3 separate regions of the Homo sapiens genome follow, and all the other regions are linked to region 2. The links are chromatin loops, found by intact Hi-C in ENCODE. Cell type or tissue: ascending aorta. All regions are shown on one strand. Region 1 holds the start of HACD1 (3-hydroxyacyl-CoA dehydratase 1). Region 2 overlaps CACNB2 (calcium voltage-gated channel auxiliary subunit beta 2). Region 3 overlaps MRC1 (mannose receptor C-type 1).

Region 1 (5,000 bases), 620 kb after region 2:
CTTATAAAAATCAATTGACCACATACATATGGGTCTATCCCTGGACTTGATTCTGTTTCACTGATTTCTATGTCTCACCTTATGTGTACCACAGTGTGTTGAAAACTAGTTTTATAGTAAGTCTTTAAACCAGATGTATATGTGCTCCAACTTTCTTCTTCCTATGTACCTCTGCATGAATTTTATAGTTAGCTTGTCAAGTTAAAAAAAAATCTGCTGGGATTTGGAGAGAATTGACATTTAACAGTATGGAGTCTTCCAATTCATGAACAGGCAACAGCTATTTATTTAGATCTTTCATTTCTCTCAGCAGAGATTTATAGTTTTGAGCAATGATTTATAATTTTCAGTGTATACGTCTCACACATATTTTGTGAAATTTATGCCTATATAGTTCATGTTTTTGGATGCTGATTAACGTTGTATGGTTTATTTTAAATTTCATTTTCCAGTTGTTCCGTGTACACATGTAGAAAAACAATTGATTTTTGTTATGTTGATCTTGTAGTTCCAGGAGGTTTTTTTTTTTTAGGATTCCTCGAGATTCCTGGGATTTTCTAGGAAACACATTGCTCTCATTTGCAAACAGTTTTACTTCTTTCTTCCCTTTATTTTATTTTTATTCTTTTTCGAAAAGAAGTCTCGCTCTGTCACCCAGGCTGGAGTGCAATGGGGCGATCTCAAATCACTGCAACCTGTGCCTCCTGGGTTCAAGCGATTCTCCTGCCTCAACTCCTGAGTAGCTGGGATTACAGGCGCCCGCCACCATGCCCCGCTAATTTTTGTATTTTTAGTAGAGACGGGGTTTCACCATGTTAGTCAGGCTGGCCTCAAACTCCTGACCTCAAGTGATCTGCCTACCTCGGCCTCCCAAAGTGCTAGGATTACAGGGGTGAGCCACCACACCCAGCCTTCCTTTCCTTTTTTTTTTATTTTTTTGAGACAGAGTCTCACTCTGTCGTCCAGGCTGGAGTGCAACGGGCGATCTCTGCTCACGATTTTTAAAAATTATTTCCACTAAGGAAACTGAGGCATGGATAGGTTACGTTGTCCAAGTTCACACAGCTAATAAAATGGGAGGATTCAGGAATTTGGGGGTTGTATTTCAGTAGGTGCAAGGAATTTCAAAAGGTAATGTCATCAGTTAAGGCAGGAACCGGCCACACTTCTTTAGTGATTCTTCAGTTACTTTAGGCCATCTGGATGTATACGTGCAGGTCACAGGGGATATAATGGCTTAGCTTGGGCTCAGAGGCCTGACACTTGGTAAATAGACACACACACAGACACACAGACACACAGACACACACACACACACACACACACGCTCCGGTAAAATTCACACAAGTGAGGCCGGGTGCGGTGGCTCACGCCTGTAATCCCAGCACTTTGGGAAGCCAAGGCGGGTGGATCACTTGAGGCCAGGAGTTCGGGACCAGCCTGGCAAACGTGGTGAAACCGTCTCTACTAAAAATAACAAAAATTAGCCGGGCGTGGTGGTGCATGACTGTAGTTCCAGCTACTCGGGAGGCTGAGGCAGGAGAATCTCTTGAATCAGGGAGGCGGAGGTTGCAGTGAGCCGAGATCACAACACTGCACTCCAGACTGTAAAAAAAAAAAAAAATAAGAAATGAAAAAGGAAAAAAAAATCACTCAAGTGGGACGGTCTTCTCACTGTTGGAAGACCTGTTGGACTCGCTAGTAAACGGGAAACAGGGCGAAATAGGCGTTTCTTCCCCAGAAGCTCTTAAGAATGAATGAATGTTTGGCCCAGCGCTGTGGCTCAGGCTTGTAATCACAGAACTTTGGAAGGCAGAGGTGGGAAGATTGCTTGAGCTCACGAAATTGCAGTGAGCTATGTTCACGTCACTGCCCTCCAGCCTAGGAGACAGACTGAGACCGCATCTCTAAAAAGAAAAGAATGAGTGGCGGGAAGATCCCGCTCCCTGCCTGCGTATTGAGAAACTGCCTTACAAAAGGCCAGGCAGGGCAGAGCCACGCCAAGTTCAGGTGCGTTCCCTGTGTCCCCACTAAATGCACTCGCAGGGTGCGCATCGCCAGGGCGCAAGGCGTCTGGGCGTCTCTCTATGAAGAGGCGCCCGCAGCTAGCGAGGCGGGTGCACTTTCCTCGGGAGCGGAAACTACAGCGCCGCCTGGAAAGCGTGCCGGGGCTCGCGGGTCCTGGATCCCCAGTGCCAGGGCCAGGCGTTCTGGCCCCCGAGTGGCGCGCGCTCCCAAGGGGCGGGGCGGGGCGGGGGCGTGACGGGCGGTGGCCGGGGGCGTCCGCTCCTCCCCCTCGCGGTCGGTAGAGCTGGCTGCGCCGAGCCCCCTGCGCGCTGCACATGGGGCGCCTGACGGAAGCGGCGGCAGCGGGCAGCGGCTCTCGGGCTGCAGGCTGGGCAGGGTCCCCTCCCACGCTCCTGCCGCTGTCTCCCACGTCCCCCAGGTGCGCGGCCACCATGGCGTCCAGCGACGAGGACGGCACCAACGGCGGCGCCTCGGAGGCCGGCGAGGACCGGGAGGCTCCCGGCGAGCGGAGGCGCCTGGGGGTCTTGGCCACCGCCTGGCTCACCTTCTACGACATCGCCATGACCGCGGGGTACGCGCGCCGCGGGGCACCCTCGGGCCCTCCCCGCGCCGCGGTCCGCGGAGGTTCCGGGTTCAGGGGGCGCGGGCCGGGGTGTAAGGGGCGCGGGGGGTGCGGGCAGCGGCCGTGGGGGAAGGGAGCTGTCGCCGCGGCCACCGCCGGGGTTGAATGGAGCGGGCGGGGGGGCCGGGCCCTGCGCGCCTGGCATTGCCTAATACGGTGCACGGCGGGGCGCTGGCCGGAGGTTAAGTATAGAACCGGGCAGGAATGCGGTGCCGGCCCGCGGGGGAGGTGGCTGCTGCCCCGGCGCCGCTGCCTTCGCTGCTGTTGAAGGAGCGCCCAGCCCTGGCCACTCGATGGTCTCGGGAGCGCAGAGCTTCATGCTGCGATCGCTGGGCAGAGTTTTCGCCCCTGTTAATTTCACCGCGACTTTTTTTTTTTTTTTTTTTTAAAGCACAGCACGTCCTAGAGCTTGTCACTTGGGACGATTTTGAAATAACCACCCCACTTATCCCAGCGTGGAGCTCCTGCCCAGCATCTTTATGGCCTCAGGCTCCGTGGCTGATAAGCTGGACCTTGATTTTTGGCTTTGAGTATGACTTTGCAAGTTAAGGTTACACAATGACTGTCGCTCTTCGCAGAGCTCTCAAAGTGACTTTTGTGTCAACTGCTTCTCAAAACCTGTTGGGAAAATGCTTTTCCATTTCTCAATTGCACTGCCTTTTAAAAAAGTTATTTTCCCATTATCACTCGAAGTATTAACTTATGTAAACGCGAGGAAAAGTTTACTATTTTCTTTTTTTCTTTTTATTATTTATTTATTTATTTTGAGACGGAGTCTCGCTCGGTCTTGGCTGGAGTGCAGTGGCGGGATCTCGGCTCACTACAAGCTCCGCCTCCCGGGTTCATGCCTTTCTTCTGCCTCAGCCTCCCGAGTAGCTGGGACTACAGGCGCCCGCCACCACGCCTGGCTAATTTTTTTGTATTTTTAGTAGAGACGGGGTTTCACCATGTTAGCCAGGATGGTCTCCATCTCCTGACCTCATGATCCGCCCGCCTCGGCCTCCCAAAGTGCTGGGATTACAAGCGTGAGCCATCCCGCCCTGACAGTATTTTATTTTATTTTTTAGACGGAGACTCATTCTGTCGCCCAGGCTGGAGTGCATTGGCGCGATCTCCGCTCACTGCCAACCTCAGCCTCCGGAGTTCAAGCGATTCTCCTGCCTCGGCCTCCGGAGTAGCTGGGACTACAAGCGTGGGCCACCACGCCCCATTAATTTTTGTATTTTTGGTAGAGACAGGGTATCACCATGTTGGCCAGGGTGGTCTCGAACTCCTGACCTCAAATGATTCCCCCACTTCGGCCTCCCAATGTGCTGGGATTACAGGTGTGAGCCATCGCACCGGGCCTAATATTTTATTTTAATTTTTTAAAAATAGAGATGGCCTCTCACTGTGTTGGCTAGGCTGGTCTCAAACTCCCGGCCTCAAGCAATCCTCCCACCTCAACCTCCAAAAGTGCTGGGATTACCACTTCCGGCTTAATATTTTAAACTTTCTCCAGGGTTTATAGAAAAATGTGATTGACAAAAATTTAATAAATCTTTACCTATGGTGATTGAGTTTCTATTATGTGCTTAGCATATGATATTGAATGCCAAATACAGTTCATACAAATGTTATTTACTGAGGACTTACTATGCAGGGGACTGTGTTGGTTATTTTAGGTGTATTTTTAGTCCTTTAAAGTCCTGTGAGGGGCACATGATATTACATTATATAGATTAGAAGAGTGAGGCACAGATACTTGCCCAAGATCACAGCCAGCAAGTGTCAGTCAGACATGGGTTTCAACCCGGACTCTCTGACTCCACTGTCCTGCTACTTCATCTTTCTTTCCTCCTAAATTATACTCTTGGAAAGTGAGAAAACTAATGTATTTACAACAATTCAGCAATCACGAAATGATGCTGCCTTTAAATGCATTCGGAACTGAAAGAATTCTCTCACCTCTGTGATAGTCTGGTTAATAAACGTTTCCGGAGCCGGGCGCGGTGGCTCACGCCTGTAATCCCAGCACTTTGGAAGGCCGAGGTGGGCGGATCACGAGGTCAGGAGATCGAGAACATCTTGGCTAACACGGCGAAACCCCGTCTCTACTAAAAATACAAAAAATTAGCCGGGCGCCATGGCGGGCGCCTATAGTCCCAGCTACTCCGGAGGCTGAGGCAGGAGAATGGCGTGAACCCGGGAGAGGGAGCTTGCAGTGAGCCGAGATCGCGCCACTGCACTCCAGCATGGGCGACAGAGTGAGACTCCGTCTCAAAAAATAAAATAAAATAAAATAAAATAAACGTTTCCTTGTTATTTCCTTTTTTTTTCTTTTGTTAAGCCAAGCCCTTGCTCTGTTTTC
Region 2 (5,000 bases):
ACCAAGATGATCAATCCACTTACAATTCTTCTCTTTCAAAATATTACATGACGTAGAAGCTCATTTTAGCTGACACTTACTATTTGTACAAATATTCCAGAAGTCATTTCTCTGGCTTTTCAGCAGACTATAAAGATTAAAAGTTCAAAAAAAGGTCAGTAAATATAGATATAAATAAAAATAATTAAAATATAATCTAAATTGCCCAGGTTGACTTCAAAATCCTTTTAGTTTTTACATTTCTTTCCCCTTGTCTCATTTTTGTATTCATGGTTAATTTTTTACTTTTGTTTCCCATGTACCTCTTTATAGGTCACCTGTATGTATCTTTTTTTTTTAATATACTTCAAGTTCTGGGGTACATGTACATAACATGCAGGTTTCTTACATAGGTATACATATGCCATGGTGGTTTGCTGCACCCATCAACCCGTCATCTACATTAGGTATTTCTCCTAATGCTATCCCTCCCCTAGCCTCCCACCTCGTGACAGGCCCCAGTGTGTGATGTTCCCTCCCTGTAGGTCACCTGCATCTTTAATGGAACAAAGTCAAAAGCACAAAAGCAAGCACTTTTTCACCACTTAAATGTAGTCTCTTTAATGCATTTTATTTATTTATCTTTTTTCAGTCAATTTAAGAAGTTTATTTGGCCAAAGTTAAGGATGTGTGCCCATGACACAGCCTTAGGAGGTCCTGGTGACATGTGCCCAAGGTGGGGTCAGGGCACAGCTTGGTTTTACACATTTTAGGGAGACACAAGACATCAATCAATATATGTAAGATGAACACGAGTTTAGTCTGGAAAGGCAGGACAACTCAGAGACAAATGGTTGCATGTTTTTGAGTTTCTGATCAGCCTTTCCAAAGGAGGCAATCAGGTATGCATTTATCTCGCTGAGCAGAGGGATAACCGTGAACAGAACAGGAGGCAGGTTTGTCCTAAGTGGCATTGTAAAACTCATTATGGCAACATCTTCTGTGTTTTTCTTTTCACTGGGAAAAGATTACTCTGAGTAAGTGCCACGTGGGAAACAAGAGCGAGAGAGGGCAGAGTGGAGGCCACTGACCAATGCCATGGGCAGGCAGAGGGGGTGTTGGCTTTGAGTAGGCAGGCAGGATGGGGGAGAAAAGGGAAGGAGGCATCTGCTCAGGATTCTTAATGATGAGACCAAAGGACTGGGTGACAGACTGGTTCTGCATCCGAGGGAGAGGAAGGTCATCGAGAATGACTCTGAGGTTACTGGTTTGCGTAACCAGTTAGACAGAAATGGCTTTTGCTGAAACAGTAGAAATGTGCCAGGATATGGGGAGACAAGATCGCAAGTTTCAATTTTGGATGTGTTGAGTCTGAGGTGTTTTTGAGAAAACCAAGAGGAGATGTCAAGAAAGAAGTTGGATTTGTTCTTTCCCCAGCTAAAAGATTAATAGTGAGCGACCTGGTTACACGTTCCACTTTCTCAATATCTCCCTGCAGGCAAATTATAAAACTGTACAGTTGAGCCAGACTAGTTTTGAGTACGCCATCACATACCACGCTGCTTGGAACCGAATCCACAACCTGCATGAGACTTTAATCAAAGCTTTTGTCAAGTTTTATACAGGAAGAAAAGATGTTTAGCGATTTGAGTCACTCTGCGATTGTTTTGCAACATGTTATTTGGATTGTAGAATAATATTGTTCAAGAGAGAGTCCAAGTGGGATGGAACAAAATGTCAAGGAGAATGTGTTTTTAGGCATTTCTCTAATGTCAACAGAATACTCATAGTTTTTGTTATGCTAGTTCAAAGCGTGAACCATTTCTATTATTCCAGTTATTCAATATTTTTACAAAAATAGTACATAAGTTGCCATACTGAAGATTTTTAAAAAAGTTTTTAAATATGAAGCTACCCAAAAGTCATGTGAGATTGTTACAGCTGATAAGGCAGAGAGGCAGCTATCTGCCTTATCAGATATGAGAAGACATGAGAATCCAAAGTCATCAGTAAAGATCAGGTAATATACATATTCCTTGATATGTAATTCCAGGACTTGGATTTCACAAGCTCTTATTTGAAACAAATAAAAGCATTTAGTGCTTTATAATCTTTGGAGCTGGGGAGGGTGATCTAGAAACTATAAAGAAAATCTAGAAGAACTAAGATCCATGATTAACTGGTATTTAGAACACTTCTCTACTTTTAAAGTTGACTCAATTCTTCAAAACTTAATTAATATAATTGTACTCAACTGTCTATGAAACTTAGATAAGGTCTATTACATACAAAAGATACTTGCACTTGTATATTTATTGCAGCACTATTCACAATAGCAAAGATATGGAATCAACCTAAGTGTCCATCAATGTATGACTGGATAAACAAAATGTGTGGGGTGTATATATCTACTTACACATGCACACATATACGCACACCAGGGAATACTACCCAACCCTTAAAAAGAATGAAATCATGTCTCTTGCAGTGACATGGATGGAACTGGAGGCCATTGTCTTAAGTGAAATAACTCAGAAACAGAAAGTCAAATACTAAGTGGGAGCTAAACAGTGTGTACGCATGGACCCATAAAGTGGAATAATAGACACTGGAGACTCGGAAAGGTGGGAGGGAGGTTAGGGATGAGAAATGACCTAACTGGTATAATGCACGCTATTCGGGGGATGGTTACACTAAAAGCCTAGACTTGCCCACTACACAATATATCCGTGTAACAAAACTGTACTTGTACCTGCTAAATATATAAAAATAAAAAAATTAAAAATAAATAAACTTAGTCAAGGAGTCTTTTGTTCAACACTTTAAGCAAAGCCCCATTTAGTCCTGGTGGCCACTAGATGGCAAACTTTGCTAAAGAATACTGCCCCCACTGAAAAGATTTTTGCAAGATTCAAATCTTCCTGAAAGCATTTGGGTTCCAGCTGCCATCAAATCTTAAAACACTCCTTCAGGGTTCACATCGCCTCTGTAATTAAAAAGCAAATTCGTGACTTCACAATTGTAGGAGTTTAGAAATAATCGAATCAGGTCTTTTTTCATTTTCTGGAAACTGAAGCCAAAAATAGTTGAATGGTTTACGGTTGTGTTAGTTAAAGGCAGAGATGGGCTCCCACTCAGGCCTCCAGCATCTTCCTGTAGTAATTTTCCACATTGTTTTTTAAAACTGTAGCACTGTTATAATTACTATTATCTGAATGAAGCTACTCTGGCAAATAAGAAGTCATTCTTAGAGTGATCACGAAGAAATTTTGAATCACTACAATCCCATACTCCTTGGCAGTCAACTCATTCATGTTATACTATTTAAAGCAACTTAGAAGCTCAAAAGATTTAAAATAATCCTTTAAGAATGTGTAGCAAGTAGTCCCTTATGTTGGATTGAGATTTTTCCTTATTTTTAGGTTCACATTGGATGGAAAACATATTAATCAGAAATGATTTGGAAAATCATTAATCATATAATGAGAAAAATGAAAAGAATGAAGTGTGTTTCTGATAAGAAAATAAGAATTGGAAAATGGAACCAAGGTAAATCTCAAAACGATGGCTTTCATCAGTACAGAATCAGGGCACGCGAGTAAGGCAACCTTGGAATACTTGCTATCAAAAGCTTTGGTTTTATTAAGAGAGGACCAGGCTAGAACTGGAAGAGTTTCACAAAACAGTGCCAAGAATTTGCAAAACAAAACAGACTTTAATCATGGTTTGGATTCGAGTACATTATATGCCAATCATAAGGTTATGTCTGGGGTGGACATGGGGAGTTATAAAACCACATGCCAAATGCAAGCGGGAGAGATGTTTCAGAAAAGAGCCTTCATAGTTCCCATCCTAAAGTCAGTCTACATCTGGCCCAACCTTCCATCTGGAAGAACTCTAGAGAGCAAGACAACATGAGGTCCAAACTAGGATATGCTCCACGCTACAGAGAGAGAGTGGGGAGCAGAATGAGTGAGGCTATGGGAGCCTTTACAATCCTTCAGCCATGAAACCCTCAGTGAACAAAGTCCAGCCTTGTTAGCATAGCAAAAGATCCCCTGTCTGGGCTAATTCCTGCCTACCTTTCTACCATCATTCCAGAACACAACTCAACTCCATCTATGGTATATTGCGGTACACTGGTGCATACCATTACCCCTGTTGGGTATATCACACTGAATCAAAGCTGCTTTCTGAACAGCTCTTGTCCTTCTCTAGCCCCTATCTCTTCCTGTCTTTGTTGATGCACCTGAAGAACCATTCCAACGTCAAGATCAAGTTCAAATGATACCATCTGCATTTGTTTCCTGGGGCTGCCACAGCTATGCACCATAGGATAGGTGGCTGAAAGCAATGGAAATACACTCTCTCCAGTTCTGGAGGCTAGACATTCAAAATCAAGGTGTTGGCAAGGCCATGCCATTTCTGAGGCTCTAGGGGAGAACTTGTTCTACACCATTCTCTTAGCCTCTGAGGTTGCCAGCAGTCCTTGACATTCCTTGGCTTGTAGATGCATCTGCCCCATCTCTGCCTCCACCTTTGGATGACCATCTTTTCTCTCTGTGTATCTGTGTCTTGGTTTTCTCTTCTTATAAGGACATCATCAGTCATACTGGATTTGAGGCAACCCTAATTGAGTAAAATCTAATCTTAATTTGATGATATCTTTAAAACCTCTTTATTTCTAAATAAGATTACATTCATAAGTACTGGGGATTATGACCTCAACATACTTTCTGGGGGAACACAATTCAACCCAGAACACCACCTTTTTCTATTCCTACTCCAGACCCCAAGAGTAGGTTGCTACCTCTATGCATTTACCCTACAATAACACTGACCACATTGGAGGCAATTGCAATGCACTCACCCTTTCGCCTTTGAGATCCCTGGGTAAGCAGAGCCTCTTTCTTTCTATTTTCCATGTTTGCACTTGCCTTGCTTGGCACTTCGCCTGGTGCATAGTACTACAGGCCCATGAATGAACATAATTCTCTGCAGTTTAATTCTGGAATATCCCC
Region 3 (5,000 bases), 330 kb after region 2:
GCACATGTATTACATGCTCAAGAAATATTTAATGAAAAAATGAATAAAGGGATAAACGGATGCAGGAGTGAATACTGAGAAATGGATGTGTCATGTGTCCACCAGTCTGTACTGATATCCACATCATTTTCAGAGTTCAGCTTACAAACAATCCACACTGTTTGAGTTCAACTGGGAAAAAACAGCCCTAAGAATTTTCCAGCTCCTGAACCCTGATGAAAACCTCAAGCAAGTGCAATCACATAAATTACAACCAGCAAAACCAAAAACAAATGAATAAATGAACAACACAGAAACTGCTCTTCTCTACCCAATACCTCCCGCTGGCTCCACCAAAAAATATCCTTGCTATTTTAGTACAATACTAAAGAGATACACACGACTTATCTCGTTGAGTATGTGTTTGGGTGGATAATATGAGAGTGTGAAATACAATACTCAGCAACCCTGTCAAACACAGACTGTTTCCTGAAATGATAAGACATTTAGTCTGAGATATATGTTGCACAGAGTCCAAAATATTTTCTGTGAAACTGCAGCTCTGAATTATAATGAAAAAGATTTGTGTAAAGAATTTGTAAACCGTACTCACTCAAGCATTTCTTCTTATTCCATATTTCTAATTCTGTCTTTTATCTTTGAGGGGAAAAAATTAGCTAGCTAGCTAGCTAGCTAGACAGAAGGAAAGGGATTGCCTTAGTGTAATTCACCACATACTGCTTTGACACTGCAACCACTGTTTCCACTGGAACTTCTAGTTGAACTTGCTTTGTTCTTACCAAGAAAACGAAAAGCAACTTGATTTCTATTATTTGAGGTGTTGAGTGGAGTTGTTTGTGCTCAGAAACCTTTCCAACAGTTGCCCACATACTTTTTTTATTTTTATTTTATTTATTTATGTTTTTTTGAGACAGAGTCTCACTCTTGTTGCCCAGGCTGGAGTGCAATGGCACGATCTCAGCTCACTACAACCTCCGCCTCCCAGGTTCAAGTGATTCTCCTGCCTCAGCCTCCTGAGTATCTGAGATTACAGGTGCCCACCACCATGCCCGGCTCATTTTTGTATTTTTAGTACAGGCGGGGTTTCACCATGTTGGCCAGGCTGGTCTTGAACTCCTGACCTCAGGCAATCTGCCCACCTCGGCCTCCCAAAGTGCTGGGATTACAGGCGTGAGCCACCACGCCCAGCCTACTTCTTACTTCCTATTTGTTTCTAAGTTGGAGTATTGGAAACTCCACCCTACCCCAAATACTATGCTGTTTCTTATTCTTTTTTGAATGATTGACTTTCTTGAGAATCTAGCTGTAGAATCTTTCCAGAAAAATATAGGCACAAAACAAACATGACATTTTGCCCTGCAATTTGGGGGCCTTCCTAGACCCCTTAAAGCCATCCAAGGAGTCCCAGCCAGTGATTCTAGGTAAAGACTCCTGCTCGTGGGCAATCTCATTAAAAAGTGAAGGTGAGCTGGCAGTGTGGTACCTGTGTGAGATATTGATATGGTTTGGCTGTGTCCCCACCCAAATCTCATCTTGAATTGTAGCTCCCATAATTCCCACATGTTGTGGGAGGGACCTGGTGGGAGATAATTGAATCGTGGGGGCGGTTTCCCCCATACTGTTCTTGTCGTAGAAAATAAGTCTCAGGAGATCTGATGGTTTTATAAGGGCAACCCCTTTTGCTTGGCTCTCATTTTTCTCTCTTGTCTGCCGCCATGTAAGATGTGCCTTTTGCCTTCCACCGTGATTATGAGGCCTCTCCAGCCACGTGGAACTGTGAGTCCATTAAACCTCTTTTTCTTTATAAATTACCCAGTCTTGGGTATGTCTTTATCAGCAGTATGAAAATTGACTAATACAGATGTAAAACCTCCCAAATATTTCACAATATACCTCAAACTTTAAGGCAAAATTGTTAAGCGAAAAGAAATCATTAAAGGGAGAAAAGGATACTCTGAATTCTGATTCTCAATAGTATTAGTGGCTTTGATTGTTGAATTCTGATTGAGTCCATGTTATAGAGGAAGATCTGGCAAAATCATTACGGTAAAAAATTCATTTTACACACAGCATTTTAGCAACACTCCTTTTCAAAATAGTTCATGAGTTTCATTTAAAGAATTTCTCTACAAATAATATCATAAGTGTCAAGTTAAAGTGTAAAGTGAGTGGATAAATACATCTCATTTAAAAGCAAATTTATACTAAGATCACCAAAATGCAAATCTATTAAAAATAGACCTTGTCTTTAATGTTTATTTCACATTATCTAAGTACATCCAGTTATGCAAATTTACAGTTTTATTTCACATCCTTGTATTCCTGATATACATATAACAGGACAAAGAACACATTTGCAACACTCAGCCTGTAAAACTCTCTTGGGGGAAACAAGATTCTCAGCTGCCTTATTCTTCTGCACATGTACAAATAAAGTTCTAAATAATTGGAGTGGAAATAAAAACTGGTAAAAGAGAAAACTGACTACATTTTTATGCCACTTGAGGAAATTTGTACCTGACTTTTCAAATGGTCTTCTACTTGCTGAGTTACAATTTAATAGGTAACACATTTTGGGAGCTCCTTAAAATATGCCAAGAAGCTTCATTGTTTCTAGAGTGCTTAAAATCCACATGAAGCTGACATCAGCTACCCATCACTAATGCTTAGATGTGGTGCTGTGGTGCTGTGCATTTATCTAAAATATTTTAAAAGGTAGTAATCAGCATTGTTATCCCTCTTTTATGAAAATATCTTGCCAGGCTAGAAAACAAGCAATTATTTCTTCAATTAGGCAAAGGAAAAAAGGACAGACCAGTACAATTCAGTACTCATTTTAAAGAAAACAATCACATTGAACTAAAAATTTTAAATTTCAGTTACAATTTTATGAAATTCAAATATCTCAGAATCGCATTGAGGTACTAGATGACCGAGTGTTCATTCTGTTCAATATTGCCCACGAGATCTTTCATATCACTAGTTCCTGGGCTTGACTGACTGTTAAAATACAGAGTGTTTTCAAAGGCGCCCTCTTGAGGTAGGTGCACACGTCTTTTCTTATAAAAGAAATAGGCGGCAAGGCCAGCACCCGTTAAAATCAGGAGGATCACAATGATGACTACTCCGGCCACGTTGGAAGACGGTTTAGAAGGGTCCATCTTCCTTGTGTCAGCTATAAATAAATAAAATCATTATGGAAAACGTGGAGGGAGGCAGAGGGTTGCATGCTATGCAGAACTTCGCTTGTTGAAAAACTAAAAGGCATAAATATTCTTTCAAGCGACATTTGTCAAACAGAAAAGAAAGATGTGAAAACAAGAGTCCCTGTGGTATAGAGGATTATTCAGAATGTTAAGATGATTATTCAGTTGCAAGAATAATCCATCTGTCTATGTAGCAGTGGGCTAGTTCATCAATGTATTAAAATATATATACCTTATTTCAAAATAATTTAAGGCTGTTAAAAATACAGTATAAGAAGATAAGTAGATTAGTAATGATAATAATTAAAAGAAAATGGAAATGAAGAGAAAAATAAAATAAGAATAGTGGAAACGTGAACTCATAGATGTAATTAGTAAACAAACGGCACTCATGATGTTAATAAGGAGGTTACAGGCAAGCCATAAATCTCACTTTCAGTTTTTTTTTAAGCAGCCAACAAAATGAGTGAAGTGAAATCAGTTACCTAATTCAAGTAGTCTATAAAAATTAAAACAAAAAAAAAATTCTAAGAAAAGAAAAAAACCCACAGAGATTCTTAAGAGAAATTTCTTCCATGGGTTCAAGGCAGCTGTTTGTAACAGAGCGAAAAAAAAAAATGCCTTCAATAACTGCTTATAGTAAAAACACCAACCTGACTCCAAGGCCTCTTTTTCTAAAGTATTATTCAAAGTAGGCTGATGACAAAGGATAGTTTAGCTTAAGCAAATTCTACTGAGAGAGCAGGGGAGTTGGAAGGGATTATGATTATGCCTTTTAAAACAAACAGTACGGATGTATTACTAACACAGAACTTGAAATTTTGCAATGGCCTTACCTTTTGTTGTAAGTAATTCATGAGTAGGTTTAGCATCAATAACTGTGTGTAAAAAAAAAAAAATTTATAAAAACCCAGAATAATTGCAGGTAGATAGCAAATATTATTTGGCTCACAAATACATGGAATCCTCCACATTTGATGTGTGTTGATTGATATATGATATTATGATATGATAGATATAAAAATACAGGTAGAAAAAAAAGATCTGTACCTTTATCTATATATCTACCTACCTATCATCTATCTGTCTCTCTGTCTGAGCCATAGCAGTTGCCTATGGTTGTATGGTGCGTTTGAGTACATTAGAAGATCTGGAAATGTGATTCTCCAAGTTACATTTGAGCCACTGATACTCACCCTTAAAACCTACCCAATCTACCCATAAGTAAAACATTCAAGGCTAGGGGTTTTGAAATTAGCCTGCTGAAGCCTAAGATGTTAAAAAGCATTTGAATGAAAAGTAAAATAAGACTCCAGGCCAGGAGTGGTGGCTCACGCCTGTAATCCCAGCACTTTGGGAGCCTGAGGCAGGTGGAACACCTGAGGTCCGGAGTTCGAGACCAGCCTGGCCAACATAGTGAAACCCCATCTCTATTAAAAATACAAAAATTAGCTGGGCATAGTGGCGTGCGCCTGTAATCCCAGCTACTTGGGAGGCTGAGGCAGGAGAATGGCTTGAACCCAGGAGGTGGAGGTTGCAGTGAGCCAAGATCACGCCACTGGCAACAGAGTGGGCAACAGAGTGAGACTCTGTCTCAAAAACAAAAACAAAACAAAAAAAATAAAACAACTCCAACATTGTACCAGAGGATGTGGTGTGTCTTAGAACAGTTAGAGAAGCCTAAAGACCCGCCAAATTCTAAAATGGTAAACTCTACCCCGTCTCTACTAAAAATACAAAAATTAGCCGGGCATGATGGCATGCTCCTGTAATCCCAGCTACTCGGGAGGCTGA

The links. Hi-C counts contacts between places; a loop is a spot of excess contacts. Peaks named below come from ENCODE experiments on the same cell type or tissue, not always from the same donor. Only the 100,000 strongest peaks of a DNase experiment are listed, where the experiment ranks them.
Region 1: a loop joins it to region 2, with 2.5 times the contacts of the local background. A loop is called at or near these places in 19 of 110 quality-filtered maps.
Region 3: a loop joins it to region 2, with 4 times the contacts of the local background. A loop is called at or near these places in 6 of 110 quality-filtered maps.

Annotation. Positions count from the first base shown.
Region 1 is chr10:17,614,682-17,619,681 of GRCh38, reverse strand. HACD1 (3-hydroxyacyl-CoA dehydratase 1) reads left to right here and starts at 2,308. Exons shown (of 7, transcript NM_014241.4): 1 at 2,308-2,599. The coding sequence starts at 2,343. RefSeq lists a silencer at 2,108-2,767. In ascending aorta, a CTCF peak has its summit at 2,157; DNase peaks (open chromatin) are centred at 2,271, 2,831 and 3,143; H3K4me3 peaks cover 2,753 bases; H3K27ac peaks cover 2,292 bases.
Region 2 is chr10:18,236,922-18,241,921 of GRCh38, reverse strand. The region is part of intron 2 of CACNB2 (calcium voltage-gated channel auxiliary subunit beta 2); the gene reads right to left. Among named protein-coding and RNA genes, the nearest start is that of CACNB2-AS2, 22 kb to the left of the region's middle. In ascending aorta, a CTCF peak has its summit at 2,817 (motif pointing right); a DNase peak (open chromatin) is centred at 1,521; H3K4me3 peaks cover 1,352 bases; H3K27ac peaks cover 1,109 bases.
Region 3 is chr10:17,908,390-17,913,389 of GRCh38, reverse strand. It overlaps MRC1 (mannose receptor C-type 1), which reads right to left. Exons shown (of 30, transcript NM_002438.4): 29 at 4,043-4,084; 30 at 2,226-3,175. The coding sequence ends at 2,925. Among named protein-coding and RNA genes, the nearest start is that of SLC39A12, 41 kb to the left of the region's middle. In ascending aorta, a CTCF peak has its summit at 3,037 (motif pointing left); a DNase peak (open chromatin) is centred at 3,049.